2 separate regions of the Homo sapiens genome follow, and region 2 is linked to region 1. A link is a loop called in an ENCODE intact Hi-C map of the cell type or tissue named here. Cell type or tissue: mammary epithelial cell. All regions are shown on one strand. Each heading gives the region's core, and the rest is flanking DNA. Links, peaks and the distances in the headings are about the cores only. Region 1 has its middle 65 kb from the start of TMEM170B. Region 2 has its middle 67 kb from the start of EDN1.

Evidence for each region. Hi-C counts contacts between places; a loop is a spot of excess contacts. Peaks named below come from ENCODE experiments on the same cell type or tissue, not always from the same donor. Only the 100,000 strongest peaks of a DNase experiment are listed, where the experiment ranks them.
Region 2: a loop joins it to region 1, with 4 times the contacts of the local background. A loop is called at or near these places in 3 of 110 quality-filtered maps.

What each region holds. Positions count from the first base shown.
Region 1 is chr6:11,596,474-11,608,116 of GRCh38, forward strand. No RefSeq gene overlaps it. Among named protein-coding and RNA genes, the nearest start is that of TMEM170B, 65 kb to the left of the region's middle. In mammary epithelial cell, for the core only: no CTCF peak of the experiment used is centred there; no DNase peak of the experiment used is centred there; H3K27me3 peaks cover 286 bases.
Region 2 is chr6:12,217,721-12,229,363 of GRCh38, forward strand. No RefSeq gene overlaps it. Among named protein-coding and RNA genes, the nearest start is that of EDN1, 67 kb to the right of the region's middle. In mammary epithelial cell, for the core only: no CTCF peak of the experiment used is centred there; a DNase peak (open chromatin) is centred at 5,031; H3K27ac peaks cover 735 bases.

The DNA.
Region 1 (11,643 bases), core at 1,869-9,868:
CACGGTGAAACCCTGTCTCTATTAAAAATAGAAACAAATTAGCCGGGCGTGGTGGCGGGCGCCTGTAGTCCCAGCTACTCGGGAGGCTGAGGCAGGAGAATGGCGTGAACCCAGGAGGCAGAGCTTGCAGTGAGCCAAGATGGCACCACTGCACTCCAGCCTGGATAACAGAACGAGACTCTGTTTCCAAAAAAAAAAAAAAAAGCCTTTTTCAAGTTGACAAATAAGAATAATATATATTTATGGTGTGCAATATCACGGTTTGATAGATGTATGCTTTGTGCAATGGCGAAACCAAGCCAATTAACATATGCATTGACTCATCTACAGTCAGGTGTGGCTTAACCACAGATACTTTCTGAGAAATGTGTTGTTAGATTCTGTCCTTGTGCAAATATAGAGTGTACTTTTTTTGATAAGTAGGAGTACACTCTATAACCATAATAAAAAGTACAGCATCATACATAATAAGCCAGTAGCAGAGTTGTTTATTTCCACTATCAAGTATTATGTAGCATACATCATTGTATGCGGTAGACCGTTACATGACTGGCAGTGCAGCAGATTTGCTTACATCAGCATCGCCACAAACACCAGTAATGCCTTGCCCCATGTCACTAAACCATAGAAATTTTTCAGCTCTTTGACAGTCTTATGGAACCACTGTCATGGGGGGGTCCATCATCGAACAAAACGTTGTTATTTAGCACATAACTGTACTTATTTATTTGTGGTGAGAACACTTACAATCTACTTTCTTAGCAATTTCAAGTGTATTAACTATAATCACCATGTTATCAGATCTCTTGAAACTCATTCCTCTAATTGAAGTTTTGTATGTTTTGACCAACATCTCCCTAATCGCCTCTCCCCTGCCCCCCAGCCCCTGGTAACCTCCATTCACTCTGCTTTTATGAGTTAGACCTTTTTGGATTTCCCATAGAAATGAGGTCTTGTGTTTTGCCTTCCTGTGTTTCACTCAGCACAGCATCCTCCAGTCTCATCCATGTTGTCACAAATGGTAGGATTTCATTATTTTATATGGCTGAATAGAATTCCACTGTGTGTGAATATACCTCATTTTCTTTATCCATTCATCCATTGATGGACTCTTAAGTTGATTCCATATCTTGGCCATTGTGAATAGTGCTGCAATAAACAGGGGAGGGCAGGTATGCCTTTGACATAGTAGTTTCATATTCTTTGAATATATATCCAGAAGTAGGAGTACTGGATCATATGGTAGTTCTACTTTTAATTTTTTGAGGAATCTCCATATTGTTCTCCATAGTGGTTGTAATAGTTTACATGCCCACCAACAGCATGTAAGTTTCCCTCGTGAGACATGGAAATTCCTGTCCTGCCCCTTGAGACAGTTGGGGACTTCAGCAAATGCCTTTACCTCTTTATCTCAGTCTTTTTCTTTTCTTCCCTTCCTTTTTCTTTTTCCTTCCAAGCTTTGACATGTCAGGGACAGATCAGATGATCTCTGCCCAGTTCTATAAACTCTGTGGAGAGTCATATCATGTTGACACAAAGCTCCTTATGGGAGGAGACGATCCTGAGAAAAACAGGTTAAAAACAAGCAGAACTCAGCTTTTACTTTCATCCTCCCCTGGGCACATCTGCTGTCTACCATTCACTCCTGCATTCTCGGGTTTTGTAGCCTTAAAAGAAATTCCCATGGGAACCACTTTTGGGCTGAAGGATGTTCTCAAAACACAAAAGACCTTGAAACAAAAAAGGCATGCTACTTTTTAATATTTAAATAAAAATATTTTTAATGGCAAAAAGAAAAAAGAAACTCTCCTTGACTAGGAAATAGAAACAGGTTGAAAGTTTCATTGGATAAGAGAAGAATTTGGCATCCTGATGGCAAGGGTTGGCTTCAGGCACAATTGTGATGGGGGTGAGATTGGTCTTCAGCAGCCCCTACCTCCAGCACCCTGGCCTTCAGGAACCCATGGCCCCAGGTTCCCTGTCCAGAGCACAGCCCCCAGGCCCACCCTCCCAGTCCCCTGGCAATGCCCAGGGATGCAGCTTGTTCTCTAGCCAGGGTTGGTGACAAAACATGTCCGAGAAAAAATTATTCCTGACACTTGTTAAAGAATGGTAAGGCAGACTTTATTCAGCAGGACTATCGAGGTAGGTATCAAGACTACCACAGGGGGGTTTTGCAGTGGGCATGAGAGATTGGGCTCAGCTCTTAGTACACAAGGTCAGCGGACGAAAAATTCCTAGAGAAAACATCAAAGGTAACAGGAGATTCTGCTAAAGTAACCTAGCAGGATTCTGACTGAAGACAGACCAGTGTGATCACATATCACCTAGGAGACGGTGGAGACGAGGAACCTGGTGAGATACCGAGGATGGGAGATTCCGGCTAAACAGATTTAGCAAGATTCTTGCTAAATTGGGCAATGCAAAGACTGACACGGAAGTCCAAAGGTCAAGGCATAGTTGAGAAGAGAGTTCAGAGGATCCTCCTACAGTTTGGTCAAAGAAAGAATCTTGGTCACATGGCTAGTAACTGTTTACCGAGAGAAGAAGGTGAATAGGGCTAAATGACAAGAATGAGCTACTTCTTAGAGATAGATCCTTTCATTTTATAAACTCTTTGGTACTGACAAAGAGTTGCTCCATGACCAAAATTTAGTTAGGCTCCTCTAAGCCCTCTTTTTCATTAGGCCTTGACCGTGGCCCCCCCAATCCTTGTTCTGTCCAGACAAATTTTAGCAAAGAATCCTGCTATGTCGGTTTAGCCAGAATCTCCCTCCTGCTGAGGTCTCCTCTTAGTAATTCCTAGTCACTTTCCCCCTCACTCTGTTCCTTGCTGTAAATCCCTGCATATCCTTGCTGCATTTGGGGTTGAACTAAATCTCTCTCTCCTATTGTAATAGTTTTGAATATAGTCTTCCTTGCCATAATGACAAGTGTCAGCATAATTTTTTCTTTAACAGTACCCATTAAGTTCCAGGTCTTATTTTTACTTAGATAATCAGACTGAGGCTGACCTGGAAGCACGGAAGGGTCTCACGGGGACAGGGTGTGCTATGGAAAGACAGGCACGCAAGCAGATAAATGATAAGTTGAGTACCATGACGGTGGTAGGAGTCAGCTGCTATGAGAACCTAGAAAACAAAACAACTAATCCCAAGCAGGTACACTTTGAGCTGTGTACTACAGAATGAGTAGGGCTGGGTGCGGTGGCTCACGCCTGTAATCCCAGCACTTTGGGAGGCCAAGGTGGGTGGATCACGAGTTCAGATGTTTGAGACCAGCCTGACCAACATGGTGAAACCCCATCTCTACTAAAAATACAAAAATTAGTAGGGCGTGGTGGCATGTGCCTATAATCCCAGCTACTCAGGAGGCTGAGGCAGGAGAATCGCTTGAACCAAGGAGGCGGAGGTTGCAGTGAGCCGAGATGGCACCACTGCACTCCAGCCTGGGCAACAGAGTGAGACTCCATCCCAAGAATGAGTAGAATTTCACCTGGTAGAGAAATGGAGGAAAGAGCATTCCAGGAAGAGAAGGTTGAGTAGAGATCTTCCATGTTTTGGCCCAAAAAAGTGATTCTGCCAGTAGGAATTCCAGGTACCATTTGGGGCACCCCTCAAATTGTTATACCAGGGGCACAGCTGCTGTTCCTATCCATGGGCCATCAGGTGCCCCATCACACCTGGGGTCCTGCCTCAAGGAAAACCCCCATTTCCATCCCGCATGACACAGGGCCCTGCCTCTGCTCTCGTAAAGGGGTTTACTAAAAAGGAACTCGGGCCCTTTGGCTTAAAATGTCAAAGAGAGGTTGGACTCTTTCCTTAAAAATAAAATATTTCATTTGGTTCTTCCGAAAGTTACTGATAAGACCAAAAAGGGTAAAGCAGGGAAGGAAGAGTGAGAAGACAAACATTGGCACCAATGCCTGGAAAACGATTCCCTGCGGGTGGAAAATGCTTCGGTCATTTCTCCCAGGCAAGGCTGGAAGCAAAGAAATCATGAACAGAAGTGCATGGAAAATCCGAGCAAAATATTTTTAGCTGGTTGACCTTTTAGTAAGAGTAGTATCTCCTTTAAAAGAAAAATTATCGAAAGAATGTTATGTTACTAATACTCAGAAGGGAGGAAGGGAGGGGGCTAAGCCAGAAGTCAGAATATTCAAGCTTGCGTGGACTTTTGGGGGGCCTAGGTGCCCAGCAGCTCATCCTTCTGAACCAGGCAGTATCCAATCATTGCTAGCATCTGGCATTCCCATGTTGAAATGTGTCTGTGGAACCAGCTCTGGATTCTCGAAATATTCCCATATGGCTCCCTCCCGCCCTTTCCCGCCTCCTTCTTCCCTTCTTCCCATTCTTCTTCCTTCTTTCCCGTCCTCCTTCCAGACCTCCCTAACTTGATTCCGCTGAACCTGGGTGGATTGCTTTGCCGGAATAAACTCTGACCTAATCCCACTCTGGGCTCTGCAAAATTCTCTGCTGACTGGTTCTTTCTCAAAATACTCCACTGTCCCTCAGACAAAGTCAACTCCAAGTAAAATTATGGAGCATACAAGGCTTCATTTTGTTTTGGTTCCCGTCTACCTTTCCTTTTTATAGGCTTTTCATCTCCATTTCTTTTCCCTCTCATCCTAAAATCTCAAGTACTCAGTGTTCCTGTCGCTTGAAGTCCTCACTGTAGCAGTCTGTCCAGTTCCACTCTGTTTTCCAAAATGGCCTATCCCAGTCACCTTCCACCACTCTCATTCCCTGGGATAGCTGATATTGGCTAATTTTTAGAAACAGGCAGAGGGTCAAGGCAATCCACAATTGCCCACAACTGACCTCCCTCTTTATGTGCTGCTTTTCCCATTTTGATATCTCCCCCCAGCATTATTGAGGTATGATTGACAAATAATTGCATATATTTAGGGTGTATGACATGATGTTTTGATATCTGTACACATGGTGAAATGATTACCGCCATCCAGCTAACCCATCCATCACTCAACCTAGTTACTATTTCTTCCCATTTTGATTTTAAAGGCACATTTCTTTCTTTTCTTTTTTTTTTTTTTTTTTTTTTGAGACGGAGTCTCGCCCTGTCACCCAGGCTGGAGTGCAGTGGCACAATCTTGGCTCACTGCAACCTCCACCTCCCGGTTTCAAGCGATTCTCCTGCCTCAGTTGCCCAATTAGCTGGGATTACAGGTGCCCGCCACCATGCCTGGCTAATTTTTTGTATTTTAGTAGAGACAGGGTTTCACTGTGTTGCCCGGGCTGGTCGCAAACTCCTGAGCTCAGGCAATCCACCCGCCTTGGCCTCCCAAAGTGCTGGGATTACAGGCATGAGCCACCGTGCCCGGCCTTAAAGGCACATTTCTAATAGTGAAATAGGAAGTTCTAAAGTGGTAACACATTTTCTGCATGCACCTCATTCTATCCATCATATAGGGAATTTCCTGCTGTTCCTTTCTGTTAGGCTGGCTCCAGCCATGCCTGGGGTCATGACTTCCAAGAGACTCACAGCTGGGTCCTGGGTCGGGGGCGTGGGCCTCAGGGTTGAAAGCTAGATGGGGGAACAGGTATCAGGTTACAAAGGTAAGGTTGGGAGTGGGCAGGCTGTCCCTGCAGGGAGCAACCTGGAGGTCTGACTTTGCTGTTGGACCAACTCTTGGAATGGATACAAGTCTTTTCCTTTTCTCAGAAAGTCTTAGTCTTATTGTGTTCACTCTTCCCTGGACGCTCAAAGTTAAGCTGTTAGAAACTAGTGAGCCTTCAGGGCATGTGTGCTTTTATTTTAAAGGCTCTGTGTGGTCCAGACCTCCCATGTATATTCCCATTCTCTTCTGTTTAACCAGACAGGGACTTCCAAACCTTTTTCACTCTTGCCAGACCCAGCGCCACATCTACTGCTGCCCCTCACCTGACCTTACTTGGCAAATGCCTCTGACTCATCCAAGAGGGACTCTGCAACCTGTCTCACCACACTGAATGTTTGCTGTTCTTACCTGTCCCTTTCTCCTTTAACTTTTCAGGAATGATGTCTTCCTCTTCCTCTTACAGGAGAATGTCCCCTTTGTCCCTGAACTTGAGCATTGGTCCTCCTACAATCTCCGTTGATTTTGTCCCATGACCTGTGTCTTCCATTGCACTGTGACTCTCTCGCTACAGATTATGAATAGTCTCACATCTCCCTAGACTCCTACACTGGAAAAAGAAAACCCAAGCCTCCTTCTTCCTTTGATCTACCAGCACATCTTCCTCCTCCCTCCCAGGGCCACCCTTCTTGGAGGTGGAGTGTCCACTCCCAGCCCACACCTGCAGAAGCCTCACCCTCACTCTCTCTCACCGACTTCTTCCACCTCAGCCTTCCTGGATGCCTGGACCAAAGGACGTTTCCTCAATCATGATCCTCCCCCTCCCCATGCCACGTTAGCCTCCCCTTTTTCAAACTGTGTTTCCCGGGCTGCAGTGGCACTTCTCTGCCTTGATTTTTCTCATACCCTTGAAATCATTCCTGTGTCTTCTTTCCTAATCTTCCTGCCCTTCCCACTCCCGCTTCTTTCCAAATGTACAGGCTTTGTTCATTTTCTCTATATGTACATTCTAGCCTTATTTTTCTTTCTTCTTTGGACTTTATCTGTTACCTCTGCGAATGGCCCCTGGAAGTGGGGATGATATCAGTGGGTGTGCACCAGCCCAGCTGTGCCCATTGTTCACAGTATGCCCATTTCCATGGCTATTGCCTGTGCCTTACTGGTTATTTGATATTTAGAATATTTGTCCTGCCTAGGAGTCCTTCCTCCAAGATACCTCAAAATCTGTAATTATATAAGACAGGAGAGGTTCTGAAGCAACAGCTATGAGTCAAGAAAAATAGCCACTCAAAAGACTTTTCATTTAGTTCATTTAGTAAGAATTGCTTCTTTGAGATCCTGCTCACAAGGCCTGGGTGACAAAAGCCCACTTCCCCACCCTCTTCTGCTCCTCTCTCCCAATGGAAGTCACTTCTTCCTTCTTTGTGCTCCTACAGCACTTTATTTGGGTCTGTAATTACACATCATTATTAATAATGTACACTCTGCCCTTTATTATTTGTGTATGTCTGTCTTTATCTCTGCAATGACTATTGGTTTTTCATTTCCTGTAGTGATTTAAAATACGTACCCATCATGGGATACATGTTGACTGAATCCACCTGCATTGGGATGACTGCTGCAGAAGGCATTGACTCTGTTTCATCCCTGCACTTATTTGGGCTCATGTGCAATGCTGAGCTACCCAGAGGACATCTGTGTGAGTTCCAGCAGCAGCAGCCAATCAGCTAATCATCCTTTTTCCAGTGCCAGGCGAGGTTGACTGGGACCCTGAGTTTGGTTCTACCGTTTGGAAATAACACAGAGGATTACTTCTTGGGGTCTCTCAGCCAACCAAAGTCACTTCTTAAGACTGGGCCTTTCTACAGAGGAATCTTAGGAGCAGAGGCTCTTAGATCAGATGAGAAAAGGGTGATGGAGAATCTGGTTTTCCTTCTCAGATCGTTCCTTTCAAGTCCCATCCTAAAGACTTCACCAACGCTGAGGTCCAACTATCCTGATCAGAATTCAAACCAGGTTCCCATGAGCACTGGCTCATCCACAAAGTTAGTAGGCTTGGTAATGGCCAGGCCTTGAATTCCCAGAGTCTTGGATTGACCCAACCAGGGAGTAGTTGGAGAGACACATGACAAGGGCCATGCCCTGGAAAGCTGGGCCAGAGCACCTATCAGTTGATCACAATTGCAGGGCATGAGGTGAGAGAGAAAAGTAACAGAGTAACCAAGAAGTCGCCCTCCTAAGTTGGAGCAAGGTACCAAATGACCTAAAGTATTGGGGTGGCAGGACTGACTGTGCAGGGCACCCTGTCTGGGGCTGATGGACTGGACATAGAAGGATGAGGAAGTTGTCAGCACCAGAGAGTTGATGCTTATCTCCAGGAGATCAGCTGGGTGGTACGGGGCTGACCATAGAGTTAGGACGGGTGCTTCCTCACAGGGTAGCATGGAAGAGAAGGTTTTATTGCAGTAAGAAATTTAATCCCCTGGCAAAAGCAGTAATACCAGGATGACTTAAACTAGCTGGTAAAGTGGGAAGGAGGGAAGGGAGATGGAAGGGGTGAGGACAGACGGATCAGAATTTGTGCTTTGGGCAAGTCATACATACATACGATTTTGTGGATTTTGTCATGGTTAGAGGCAGGAGGGCCGTGATCAGCAGGTTTTCACTATTACGCGGGTCCCTAGACACATTCTTGACTTTCAAAATTTCATCACAGATATGTGAAAGATTCTGTGGAAGAATATAATAGCAAAAAAAAGAAGAAGAAGAGGGAGGGGAGAGGAGGAGGGGGAAGGAGGAGGGGGGAGGAGAAGGGGAGAGGAGAAGGGGGGTAGGGGGAGGAAGGCGAGGGGGACGAGGAGGGGAAGGGGAGGAGGGTGGGGGAGGAAGAGCGGAGGGGGAGGAAGGGGGGGTGAGGAGGGGGAGGAGGAGGAGAAGAAGAAAGAAGAGGAAGAAGAAACAGCAAACTAAGGATTCTGCCTCTAAACTGACAGTAGTCAATTTTTATCAGCTTCCAGAAGCTTCTTTTTTTGAATACTCAGTTAAACATGCATCACCTTTGTTTTAGGAACTTGGAATAGAAAACAGAGTACAAAGAACTCATCAGAACACCACAGACAGGACCTCTTGATCACTGGAGAAGCTATTCAGGCAGCCACTGTCCCCAGAGAACCCCAGGAAAGAACAAAAACAGGGGTGTCATTTTGGAGCCTTCAGTCAAGAATCATCTCCTGTTCTTGGCTGGGCTGCCATGAGGGTGGGGTGCACACAGAGCCCTGGGAAAGGAAGAAAACACGGTTGCAACACCACTATTTTGTTTCTTCTAACACCCTCCTTTTTCCCCACTCACATTTGAGCACTTACGGGCATCATTTGTTCTAAAACAAAGGAAGAAAAATATATCTGTTATGAGTTCCCTCTGTGCTTGACTGAGTTACCTGGCATTGGGATGGCTTGTTTTCTGGGATGCCCAGAGCTGTACACATTCCTTTCTGGGGTGAATACTTCGTATAGAGAGACATAAACAGCCAACTAGGCTGCAGGGAGTAAACCCTGTTACTAACTTTTCTTTCTTTGGTGCTACATTCCTGCGGAGATAAATATATAGAAAGACAGACAGATTATAAAGGAGGAAGGGCATTGTGTCAGCATGAGGGCTCCAAGAGAACAAAAAGGGTTATCGTGTGCAAAGGTTGAAAATAGAATTTAAAGCTATCAGGACTGGGGAAAGAGTTGAGGCCTCCCAGGAAAAATCTGCAAAGAAAACTTGAACCTTCCAGGAAAACAAGCCCTGGGTAGAGTTGGGTGAAACTGAAACCTGAAAATCCATTTTCCAGAAATGCGATTGGGCAGAGAGGAGGGAAGCCACTACTATCAAGTTTTTCCCAGAGCAAGCAAGGCACGCTGGCTTTGTACAAAGAGGCTTATTTAGAAGCTGCCCTGAGCTGAATGCAGGCAGGTGGGGCAGGGTGGGAGGGTGGGATGGGTCGTTGAAATGAGCCATCCTAACCTTTCAGACAGAAACAGTGCAGCCTAGCTGCTCTGAGGTGCATGTTTCTAAAACAAGACCTGGAACATTAATTTTACATTTCAGTCTCTTTGTAAAAAGCAGATGCTCCTCGCCCACCCCCTTGTTTTTTTTTGGCAAGCTTGTGAAAATCCAACGAACCAAGTCAAGGCTGTCCGCTAGCCACGGGTGCCTTTATCTTGTGGAGTATCTGTTCCTTTGTGGATCAAGCATGGAATGAAAACCGTGCTGAAGAAAGGTCGCTTCTCATTTTAGACTCCATTTCAATGGGTAGTTAACCTCTGAGTCAACCGACTCTGTACCCATGTTCAATTTCCTCCGCCTGTTGGGCTCTTCCATTTACCCTCTTTTATAATTAGAGTACATCTTGTTTACAGTGCACAAAGCTGGTTTAAGATCCAGTTGGCCATGTGCCCTCTCGTTACAGGACCGTGCTCAGAACAGTCAGCTGTGAGTGCAGCCAGTGGGATGAAAAAAACTAAGGGAAGGAAGCTGCCCTTTAAGGAACCTCGGCCTTACTGATTAAAGTAATAATTAAGCCATTATATCTGTTGGGGAGCTATTTGGGCTTGCCTGCTACCTTTTCCAACAAAAGCCCTCAGCCAGAGATTCCAGCCAAGCACCTCATTATCATGTGGGTGCCAGGGCGGCATGCCAGGATCGGCACCCACCCCAGGCAACATGGTTTAAATTTTAAACACCTGTCATCTCCCTGCCTCCATGTATCATTCATTTTCAGAGGGGAAAGTGACCCTAACAGGAAGTGGGGCTGCCTGATTCTGGGTTTGCCTTTGAAAGCCAGAAATGACCCTTCTCCTGAAATTTTATTCCAAATTTAATTTGAAGCTATCTCAGTCTAGAAATAGATTTGCATTGGCATCTCTTGTTGCAGTTGGTAAGGAAAGGAATTTAGGATTCAATTAGAATTGGTCTTCATTCTTAACAAGATTGTTGTCTTAAAGACAAGAAATATATAGCATGTCTCACTGCATCCCTCCACTCCCCACCATGGCAAAAAGGGCCCTGGCATGCATATGTGATTTTGTGACATGCAAAGATCCACTTTTACAACTCCATGGAGGCATATCTTATTTAGAGAACACTAAGGTAGTTTAAGGCTCTCACTGGCCACTTGCCTTCTTAAAACAGAGACAACCTATGGATTAGAGAGGAAGCAAGACTGGAGAAGGCAGTTTGCACCGATTGGGGCAGGGCAGGTAGAGGAGTGAGCATGGTTGTAATAAACTGGGTGGAATTTAAGGTCTCAGTCCAAAGGCATCCCATCTTGCTCCTTCTGGACCCCGTCTCAAGCCTGGCTCCAGCTCCTGAGTCCCACGGCTCTCCAAGGCCTCTTTCTGTTCATCACAGCCTACGGAGAGAGATGCAAAGTGGTTTGTGTTTATTTTAGAAATAATCTCAACGTTGCCAGGAAAAGGCTTTCTGGAAAATGCTGCAGAACTAAAGCTGGTCCAGTAGAAACCGGTGTAAGTGCAAAGAGCAGAGCCAGCTCCTCCCCAGCTCTTTCCCCAGGCTGTTCTTCCTGCTTTTTGATCTCAGCCTCACTCTACTCCATCCCTTCTTGATCCAAGTCCAGAGTCTCTTTCACACCAGCCACGCTGCCAGCATTGTCGGGAGGTTTGATGTGGTGTGAATTCCTGCCCCTGGGAGATGGACGGAGAAATTCACAGAATCTTGGGAAAAGAGAGCTTGGGAAAATCCTGAAGTCTCTCTTTGCAGCCTTTCTTCTACCAACAGACAAGATGGAAACTGGCCATTTCAGAGCACTGGCTTCAAGGATGTCTAAGGGTAGAGATTCCTTGGGCTTGTGGGCAGGGGCTCATTTCTGTGTGTTGTTCCAGATGGTCCAGGTTCTTCTGTCTGTCCCATTAAAATGTATCCTTCTTGACACCCGTGATGGCCCTTTTGTCAAATCCTAATTGTATGTTTGTGGGTTTGAGTTTTCTATTCTCCAGAAAGTACCATGTTAATACCAATCCAGTCTTCCATTTAGGTCCACATTAATCAGAAGTATTCACTGGTG
Region 2 (11,643 bases), core at 1,308-9,307, 620 kb after region 1:
TCTAATTTTCTCCACTGCTCCCATATCACTATTTCCTCCCTTTCTTCAGGATCTGTCATTAGCATACAGACATGCTCTAATATTTCCCGTCTTAAAATAAAAATGTCCTATCCTCCTGTCTTCCACTTCCTCATGTATCTGCTTTGTTGTATGGTGAGCTCATCAAGAGTTATCTATACCGATTGTCTCTATTTCCTCATTCCTATCTGAGTTTTGACACACTCAGTGAAACCGCCATTGCCAAGCCATTGATAACCTCCATGTTACCAAATCCAATGATCAGCTCTCAGTTCTTATCAACTTTACAGCAACAGTTGAGCCAGCAACCTCTGAATGTTCAGAGAGGCTGTAGCTCTGTTGCTGACCAATTCAAACTGGTCTGCAATTTGAGTTGAATCCTGGGAGTTGAGCCTTGAATCTGCAGCTCCACCTGATTTTCTTCACTAGGCTTCCAAGGCACTTTTCCTGTTATCCTCTCCCTGCCTTTGCCTCCCCACTGCGGCTTCTTCTCTGTTTCCTTTTCTGGATCTTCTTTTCCTTCCTGGCCTCTAAATGTTTGAGTACCCCTAGGTACAGACCTCGCTTCTCGATCTACAGTCCACCGCCTGAAGCTCTCATCTGCCCCATAGCTTTGAATACCATGAATATGCTGGTAACTCCCAAAAGCATATCAACAATCCCCTTTAAGGGACACTGATATGCACCCCTGTTTATACTCCACATCTTTACTTGGATATCAATGGGCATGCGTACCAAACAGGATTCTAGGTTCTTCCCTCCTGTTTGTCCACAAATAGCTCTACCCTCCACCTAGTTTCCCAGACCACAAACCTGGGAGTCATCCTTGATTCCTCTTTTTATCTCACATCCCACAACCAATCTGTTAGCGTGTCTTGTCATCCCAAATTAGCATATGTCCCCTGACTCTGACCCATTTTCAGAACCTTCCCTACCAGCATCCTAGTCCAAGCCACTTTCCCTCTCCCAAGCTACTGCAGCAGCCTCCTAAAGATCTCCCTGCCTCCATTCTTGACCCTACACAGCATGCTTACAGAAAATCAGGCCAGTCTTTTCTTGTTTCCTTTCATCTTCCGAAATATTTATTGAGGTATAACATATGTTCCGTAAGGGGTTCAAATCTTAATGTTCAACTCAGTTTTTACAGATGCATTTGCTTTGGTCTGATGTTGGTGTCCCCTCCTCAAAATACATATGTTGAAACCTAAACCCAACACAATAGTATTTTTTTTTTTTTTTTTTTGAGACAGAGTGTCACTCTGTTGCCCACGCTGGAGTGCAGTGGCACAGTCTTGGCTCACTGCAGCCTCCACCTCCCAGGTTCAAGCAATTCTCCTGCTTCAGCCTCTGGAGTATCTGGGATTACAGGCATGCACCACTGTGCCCATGTAATTTTTGTATTTTTAGTAGAGACGGGGTTTCACCATGTTGGCCAGGCTGGTCTTTAAGTCCTGACCTCAGGCGATCTGCCTGCCTTAGCCTCCCAAAGTGCTGGGATTACAGGCGTGAGCCACCAAGCCCGGCCCCCAGTGCAATAGTATTAAGAGGTGAGGTCTTAGGGGATGATTAGATCATGAGAGCAAAGCCCTCTTGAATGAGATTAATGCCCTTATAAAAGAGGTTAGACGAAGCTTACCTCCCCTTTCACTCTTCCACCATGCTAGGATACAGCTAGAAGGCTCTATCTATGAAGGCAACATCCATGTCTGCCCTTACCAGACACCTAATCTGCTGGCACCTTGATCTCGAACTTCCAAGACTTCAGAACTATAAGCATTACATTTCTGTTGTTTATAAATTATGCAGTCCAAGGCATTTTGTTATAGTGCCCAAACGAATGAAGACATTGTATGTGGAACATCTGTGAGGATATAGACCACTTCTAGCACCCCAGAAACCTCAACCATGACCTCTCCCAGTCTATAACTCCCAAATGTAACAAATGTGACTTCTATCATGATAGATGACCTCCACTTTTTTGAACTTCGTATGAATGGAGAAATACTGAATGTATTCTTTCATATTTGGTTTCTTTCATCTCTTCATTAGGTCTGAAAAAAATTTCTTCTCTTGTATTTAGCTGTACCTTGTGATTTTTCTTTGCTGTTATCTTCCATTGTATGAATATACCACAATTTATTTATCCTTTGTAAAGTTAAAGAACATTTGGTCTATTTTTTAGCTTGGGGCTATTATGAGTAAATATGCTATGAATGCTCTTGTACACGATTTTTAGTGAACAGAAGCTGTTATTTCTTTGGGGTATATTTTTCAAATTTTTCTATTTATTTTTAGCTTTATTTATTTATTTATTTAGAGATGGGGGTCTCATTTTATTGCCCACGCTGGTCTCAAACTCCTGGCCTCAAGTGATCCTTCCATCTCTGCCTCCCCAAGTGCTGGGATTACAGGTGTGAGCCACTGAACCTGGCCTCTTTGGGGGTATATTTATTTGCAGGAGTGGAACTGCTTGGTCAAAAGAATATGTGTGGGCCAGGCGTGGTGGCTCACGCCTGTAATCCCAGCACTTTGGGAGGTTGAGACAGGCGGATCACTTGAGATCAGGAGTTTGAGATCAGCACGGCCAGCATGGTGAAACCCCAACTCCACTAAAAATAAATAAATAAATAAAAATAAAACAAAGCAAAAAACAAAAATTAGCCAGGTGTGGTGGCAGGTGCCTGTAATCCCAGCTACTTGGTATGCTGAGAGGCAGGAGAATCACTTGAACCCGGGGAGTGGAGGTTTCAGTGAGCCGAGATCACGCCACTGCACTCCAGCCTGGATGATAGAGTGAAACTCCATCTCAAAAAATAAAAATAATTAAAAAAATTTTAAAGTATATGTGCATTCAGCTTTAGTAGATACTGTCAATCCATTTTCCCAAGTGGCTTTATTGACTCATATTCCCACATAAGATACGAAGATTCTGGTTCCTTTACATCTTCACCAACACTTTTATTTTAGCCATTCTTCAGTGTCGTAGTCATTTTTTAACATAAAAATCAAAGCACAAACTGTCTCCTGACTACAATTTCCCAGGGCTCCTCCTGGCACTTCTCTGGGCCATCCTTCCCTTTTCATCCCTCCCCCTCATTGTCCTGCTCCCTCACTCCATTCACCAGGACTGTTTCCACCTCTGGATATTTTCTCTCCGTTTTCCTAAGCCTGGTGTGCCCTTTTCCCAGACATCGAAGTCCTTTGCTCTCTCATTTTCTTGAATTCCCTTCTCAAATGATACCTCCTTAGAGAGATCTTTGCCTCCTGCCATGCTCCTATTGCACCCTATCTTTTTACTCTGATTTCCCTTCACAGTACTTATCGGTTGTTGACCTTACGTCATACACTTGTTTATTTGTTTATTCTTGGTTTCCCTTGGTAGAATGCACACTCTATGAAAGCAGGAAAGTTGTCTTTCTTGATCATCTCTGCATATTCGGCGTTCAGTGCCCGGCAGAGGGCCTGGCACTTAGCAGGCTCTCAGATGTTTGGTACAAGAGTTCTCTATCTGAGCGAATTCTTTCTCCCCAGCAATTTTATCCCATCACTTACACTTATAATCATGTTCTCCTCTTTTCTTTCATCCAATCTTCATTTTTTTTCTATTCACTTCTCTTCTACCTTCTCTTTCCTTTCTCCTACTCTATTTCATTATTCATAGGAGGCTTTGGAATTACAGAGACGGCGGGGCCTCAGGTTGGATGCTGAACATTAAAGCTCTAAATTGCAGGGCAGCAGGCAAGGGAAAAAGCAGAGCTAACACTTCTTTTGCAACGTTAAAAATGCATTATGACAGGCCTGGTGGCTCATGCCTGTAATCCCAGTGCTTTGAGAGGCCAAGGCAGGAAGATTGCTTGAGCGCAGAAGTTCAAGACCAGCCTGGGCAACATGGCAAAACCCCACCTCTACTAAAATTACAAAAATTAGCCGGGTGTGGTGGTGCATACCTGTAGTTTCAGCTACTTGGAAGCTGAGGTGGGAGGACTACCCGAGCCAGAGAGACTGCAGTGAGCAGAGATAGCGCCACTGCACTCCAGCCTGGGCGACAGAGCGAGACTCCACACCCCTCCCTGCAAAAATGCATTATCATACTCTACACTTTATCTTGAATTTAGCTGAAGGCTTTCATAGAAATTCTCCTCTCTGTTTCTCTATCCCTCTGCCTCTTTCCTTTTCTCTACACCTCCAACTAGACATTTCACAGACAAATCTCTGGAGTAGAGTCCATTCTATGTAACAGCAAGCCCCTCATGCTGTTGGTCACAAAACCACACTGTCAGAGCCAGAGACAGCTGTAAACCCTGCTCTCCCAGATGGAGAGCAGCCGGAGCCGGGATTTTGGTAGAGGGAGTTGGGAATACATTAGGGAAAGTCTAATGAGAACAAAAGAGGCAGCTGAATATTCCCCACTCCACCTTAGTGTGCAAGAGGGCAGCAGTCCAGATTTTTCATGGCGTTGGGGTCTGGCAGGGTCGTTAGTCTCTATCCAACAAGCATTAGAAAGAAACAGAAAATAACATATATCTGGGGGTGTGCCTGCCTGCCTCTGTCTTGTGCAAACAACAATAACTGGAAAACACGACTTAGCCCCTTACTTGATGGAGGGAGAAATTTGGAACTCTTCTGAGATGATGAAAGAATAGAACTAGATAAGGAAAGTAAAATGCTGTTCCTGGTCTGAAAAAGAGAAATGATTGATCTGTAGTAACACCAACTACAAAGAGTACAATCCAGGTAGACTCCTCTGACGCTGGCACCCTGTCACAGAGAGGGGGAAGAACATCAGGCTTATTCGCATGTGTGCAAATGGCCAAGCACTAATGTAGGAGGACTGACGGGAGTCTATCTATCTGTGGCTTCTGGGTAGACACAGGCAAGCCTAACCCTGCCCGGGCCTGTGTCTGATGGCGAGGCTTGGTATATACTACAAGCACCTTGTCATTAGGGTTTTATCGTGCTATGGATATGCTAACGATACATTTATAAACAAAGTTTCTAAGTAGTGCAATTGCCGAGGAAAAACTGATTGATTTATACAAGTGTGGATTTTTTTTAGACATCCCGTTCCATGCCTTAGGGTTTCTAGTGTTCTCTAGCTGGGCAAGTCCAGACTCACTTTGGTCTTGTTCTGGGTGTTTTCCGAGGCTGTGCTCGCTCTGTGTGGATGACATGAGTGTGTGTGGAGTTTATGGCTGTGATAAAATACAGCTCTGGCATTTGCTGTGGTTCCCTATCGAAAGCCACGCTTTCTCGGCACTGGTTGCCTCCCACTGTAGAATCTGAAAATCTCAGATAATCACATTCCTGGTGTGTTTGTAGCTCAGCAGAGGAATGGCACCCAATCCTGGGCAAAGGAATGTGAAGGTTTCTGGAAAACAGGTTTTCTTCCCCAATTTTCAAAGAGAGGTTTCTTCCGGTCCCTGCCTTCGTTCGAGGGAGCACGTGATACTTGGCACTGCAACCACAGTCTTGTGAACCTGTGGGAGCAGCACCAAGGACCACGAAGAGGCTGCCCCAGGGCCCAGGAGTCACTGAATGACTGAGCCAATCTGGAATTGCTTCTCTCTAGGGCCCTTTTAGTCACATATCTTGCTTCTTGCAGAAGAAAGCATTAACAATGAATTACAGCATATTTAGTCGGCTATGCGTTAATGACAACGTAGACCCAAATCCCCCTTTCAAGGCCCCTCAGGGCTTCTCACTGCAGGTAGAATAAAGCATGAGGTCCTGAACAATCAGCCCCTCCACCTCTCCAAGCTTCTCAGGCCTTGCTCTATGTTCCCCACGTAGTCTCCTCCTTCACTTTCCTGTGTGTTCTCACTGTCAAATTCTACCTCAGGGCCTTTGCACACACTGATGAACTGAATCCTATTCCTTCCTCTGCACTGACTTTAAAAGCTGCTTCCTAGGAATGGCCTTGTTCTCTTACTCAAACTAAAGCAGATGCCTGGTGTTATTTTTCTCTGTCAGTTCCCTGCTCTTTCCCTCGGAGGCCGTAGCCAACTGTGTGGGGCTCCCTTAACATGCATTCCAGTCTCCTTCTCGAAGGCAGGGCCTAAGACTCAAACTGCCTTTCCCAGGCTCCATTGCAGCTGGGTTCTAGAAATGGTTGAGATTCTGCCCATCAGACATACCTGTGGGAGGTGGTTTAGACATGCTGCTACATGGTGAGAGAGAGCTGGATAGAGGGGTTCATCTGACTGGCCGGGGTCCTGGCAGAGGATGTGAGATTCTCTCCTTAACAAGGGCAGGAGCTCCCTCGGTGGCCTAGTTCTGCAATAGTTGGGGGCGATGATCTTGGAATTTTGGCCTAGAGTTGTTTCTTTAGGCCTCTTTAGAATATGGAGCTAGCTGTACTCTTAATGCACGCCTGTCTGCTTAATTTGTCTATAGTGTATCCTGTTGTCCATAATTACAAACTTTGACCCATAAAGCAATAGTCATTGCAATTTGTAATTATATATTCATTTCATACATTTCCTAACACCCTGGTATCTCTAACTAGCCTCTGTGCTCTGAACACTTAACATAGGGTACAGTGTCTGTAGCTCAATATTTATTGATGGGTAAATAAGTAGACAATTGAGCAAAACCAGACATTGCATGTAAAGTTAGAAGAAAAGAGAAAGTCCTGAAGTTGCATCTTTGATATTTAAATCTTGAGTGATTTGAAAGAAGCCAGAAGCTGACATTTACAATAAGTTCCCAACTTGCTCAATTCACCTGGCAGGCTCATCGCTGTGATAGCCAAACTAGAACAGAGGTCCAGGGAATATGAATTCCAACTGTTATTAAATGCAATAGCAATCTTAACCGTAGGATTTTTGTTTCTCAAGAAACATAATTTGTCAGGAGAGATTTCTCAGAGCCTTTCCTGTTCCTCCTAAGAGAGTATATCCCACTCTGAGATGCTCTCTGGTACCATGGAACTCTCCATCAAAGGTGCAGCCTCACATTCTCTCCTGGGCAGTTCCCTGATTCGACTGTCATGCCCACTTGACTGTCAGATCCATGAGGGCAAGAGCGCACATTGCACAATGCCTAGCACACAATTAACACTTGGTATATGTTGGCTGAAGAACAAATGGGTTGTACTGCATGTTATTTAATCACAAATTTTGAGGAATTTCACACAGGACTAAAATTAGTGTTATATTTACACTAATTATTGAGTCAGATGGCTCTTTTTCTGGCTTATTTGTGTGTGCACATTTTAACTGCATGTCTTACACATGTAAAAATATTTTTTTTATACAGGCTGCAGCCTTCTTCCATTGTTGCAGGCTCTCTCTTCTACTGTGGGACTTTCCCCTCTCGAATGCTGAAAATAGCAAAAAAAGTGTGTCTCTCATTCTCTTTCCCCTCACTCTTTGCAGCTAGGCTTATTCCCTGAGCCCTCTCTCTACCTGATGTTCTCGCTAAATGCTTATACTCTCTGAGGTCATCCATTGTTTGAGTTATTCCTGACAGACTCTCACCATTATAAGTATTAAAGGGGAGGAAGAAGGGGCTGAGGAGACTGAAGGGAAAAGGGGAGAAACCCCTCATCTCAGAAAACCCCTCCAGAAAGATCATCTCTTTAGGAAACAAGGCAAAACTGCGGTTGGTATTTCTCCACTGTGGCCAAATATTTTGACTCAAAGTCTGATGTAGCCCATGTTTAATTCTGCTCTGTTTATTGATGTATGTTTCATGAATGGGAATAGAGTTTGCTGTTTTACTCCAATATAATTTATAGTACATTTCTTCTGATACATTATAGGCATATATGACTGGCATATTATTTGTGCATATAAATAATGTATTTCCTCTTCTTTTTTTCTTTTTTTTTTTTTTTTCCAGAGACAGGGTCTCACTTTGTCACCCAGGCTGGAGTGCAGTGGTGTGATCATAGCTCACTGCAGCCTTGACCTCCTGGGCTCAAGCAATCCTCCAGCCTCAGCCTCCTGACAGCTGGGACTATAGACGTGCATGACCATGCCTGGCTACTTTTTAAATTTTTTCTACAGAAGGGGTCTCACTATGTTGCCCAGGCTTGTCTGGAACTCCTGACTGCAAGCAATACTCCTGCCTTGAACTCCCCAAGTGTGTTGGCTCACGCCTGGAATTACAGGTGCAAGCTACCACACCTGGCCCTCTTCTCTTTCAATTACTCCTTCGATGCTTATAACTGGCACCAATGTCCAAGATCTTTACTGACTCCAGGAGCCCCTATGAGCACACAGATCATTAGACTCTCAGTTTTACTCCCCAAGTAGTTGGGATGCCCTAGTTCTGAAATGCTCTTCCTTGCAACCGGAGTTGAGGACCCTGGTATCTTCTCATGTCCTTCCTTCTCACCCATCTTCTTGAATACGACTCCCCAACACATGGACACACAAGCATGTGCATATACACACACACACACTCTTCACCCATCCATAAGGTCCATGCTCCCCAGGGATTCGGGAATCTAGAGGGTGCTGTCAGCAGCCTGTCTGGGGCCATAAAGCATAACTGCCAAGCTGCAGGATTGAAGACAAAATTCCGATGCAAAGATAGGAGCACAGATAGGGACATACAAAGGCAGATGGCACCATAGCCCAGGAGCCCTAGATCCCTGGATCCCTGGGTATGTGTGAGCAAAGGGGAAGGGAGTGGTAACGGAGAGGGTGAGAAACTCATGCAGCTATTTTGTAGTACCTTCAACTCAGGACTCCTCAACCTCTTAAAAACCAGTTTCATCTTAACTTGGTTTAACCAAGTTTGCCTTCAGTAACAGTAATTTTTTATTTAAAAGTTTTATTATGTGGTGAGAATGTTTAAAAACTTACTCTTAGAAATTTTGCAGTATACAATACATCATTATTAATTATGGTCACCATGCTATGCAATAGATCCCTAACACTTATTTCTCCTGTTTACCTGAAAGAGTAAATTTTGAATATTCTCACCCTAAAAAATTTGTAAGTAGGTGAGGTTAATTAGCATGTTAATTAGCTTTAATTTTTCTACAATGTATACATATATCAAAACATCTTATTGTACCTTGTAATTTATACAATTCTTTTTTTTTTTTTTTTTTTTTTGAGGTGGAGTCTCACCCTGTTGCAGAGGCTGGAATGCAGTGGCACGATCTTGGCTCACTGCAACCTCTGCCTCCTGGGTTCAAGCGATTCTCCTGCCTCAGCCTCCCTAGTAGCTGGGATTACAGATGCCTACCACCATGCCCAGCTATTTTTTTTTGTATTTTAGTAGAGACAGGGTTTCGCCATGTTGGCCAGGCTTGGTCTCTAACTCCTGACCCCATGATCCTCCCGCCTCAGCCTCGCAGAGTGCTGGGATTACAGGCGTGAGCCACCACGCCTGGCCTGTAATATATACAATTCTTATTTGTCAATTAAAAATAAGAGAATATTAAATAAGAATTAAAACTAGAAAAACATTTTATTATTGGCAGTATTTGGGTCATGCAAAAGAATATATGTAACATATCTCAGTATTGTCACACAATGACAACACAAATACTTGTGAGGCAATGAAGTTCACATGTCAATGCTGAGCCCCGTATCTCAAGTGCCCCTAACTTTTCATAGTCACATGACATTCCTTTTACAGAACATACAAACTTTCATGCTAGATATTGAAAAGAAGTCTAAAAATGCAGCTACCAGGGGGAATCAACAAGTTGGTATGAATGAGCTTCAGGCAAGGCATAAATGGTGGCAGCCAGTTATGAGAGGGTTGGAAGGGGAAAGGTTCTTCAGGCCTGGGGGATGAGGGGCAGGGAAGGATTCATACCTCCTAAGGAGGAGGAAGAAAGGGGGGCTAGATATTAAAAAAGAAAATGCCCCAAGTTTTATAAGACTTCTCCCACACGTGCACCCCACTAACTGTCTCTATTCAGAGACATATAAAAATTGTGGACAGAAGTACTTCAAAATCTGTTTCGTCACAGGTGAGAAAGTACACAGCTTTGTAGAGACTATTTCCAAGATGGTAATATTTATATCGGCAATATTTATAATTTATGGAGTGCATATTGAGTGTCTTATGCTAAACTCTGGGGCTATAACTCAGAAAAATGAGATTTAGAGCTCAGGCATGCTACAGCCCAGAAGGCAGACAGACAAGAACTTAGAAAATTCCAAAACAGTCTCAAAGGGTGATTCTCTTACTCCAGTTTGATACACACTTCCACTGCATCCTAGAGCCTCTTCAGAATTAAGATAAAACATTTCTTGGTGCAGTAATTTTTTTTTTTTGAGGTGGAGTCTTGCTCTGTCGCCCAAGCTGGAGTGCAGTGGTGTGATCTCAGTTCACTGTGACCTCCGCCTCCCAGGTTCGAGTGTTCTCCTGCCTCAGCCTACTGAGTAGCTGGGATAACAGGCATGCACCACCATGTCAGGCTAATATTTTTGTATTTTTAGTCGAGACAGGGTTTCACCATGTTGGCCAGGCTGGTCTCAAACTCCTGACCTCAAGTGATCTGCCCACCTCAGCCTCCCAAAGTGCTGGAATTACAGGCGTGAGCCACCACACCTGGCCAAGTGTAGTGATTTATTTAATGCCTGTCTTCGCTGATGTTTTGTTAGCTCCAAGAGACAGGACTTGTGTCCATCTTGTGGACTGCCATACACTGGCACCTTACTCTGGCTGGCGCTTAATAAATAATCATTATATAAGTGAGTGGGTAAATGAATGAATGCTAGAAAAGAGGCAAGCATGGCGTGCTGAGTGGCCAGTAACCATCCTGGGGGTCAGAGAGGCTTTGGGGAAGAAGTGATATTTAAGCCGAAACCTGAAGGAGAAATGGTATTTAGCCAGGTAAAGAAAGAGCAACGCTTCAAAAGCCCAGAGGCAAGAGCTCTTGGAGCAGCCTGAGGGTACTGGAAACGAAACTGCATGGCTGAAGCTTACAGATGCTGCTCTGTGCATGGGCTGTTGTGCAAAGTAGAAACTTCTCATCTCGAGGTGAATAAATTGCAGAAGGGCGTCCCCTCTCTAGGCCAACCAATGAGAAAAAAGAGACTTCCTCTGGGATGATTGAGTCTCTCCGCTGTGCACCAGGAGGCTGAGGTCAGCCTCTATATGAGCCTTTGTCGGGGAGCCCTCCTGTAGGATGCCACCTGCACAGGCATGCCCAGAAGCCTTGGGAGGAGGGAGGAGGGTGCCGAGAGCTGAGTTAGATCTTGGTAAGCAGGAGCTGACTCAAAAACAGCTTTTATGGCACTCTAAGGAGTTTGAACTTTGCTCTATGGGCAGCGATGCACTTTTGAAGAACTTTAACCTAACAGTGACTCTCTTACAGAAGTTCGTTCAACAGACATTTATTGTGCTCCTGCTTATGCAAGAGGCACACCAGTACATGCGGTTCTGGGGGTACACATGGTGAGGAAAAGAGACACGGTACCTGCCCTGGTGGAATTTACGCTTTACTAGTGAAAGAACGCATACTGGGGGACAAGTAAGAGACAGAACACCGTGAGAGCAGCTTGAACTAGAGGGAGAATCTGTTAAACAATCCTGCAAGGTCAACGTGGTATTCTGTTTTCCAGATAAGGAAACTGAAGGTAGGGAGGTTTAAGTAACTTATCCAAGACCACGCAAGTGAGCTTCAAATGCACTTGGTGTGATTTCAAATCC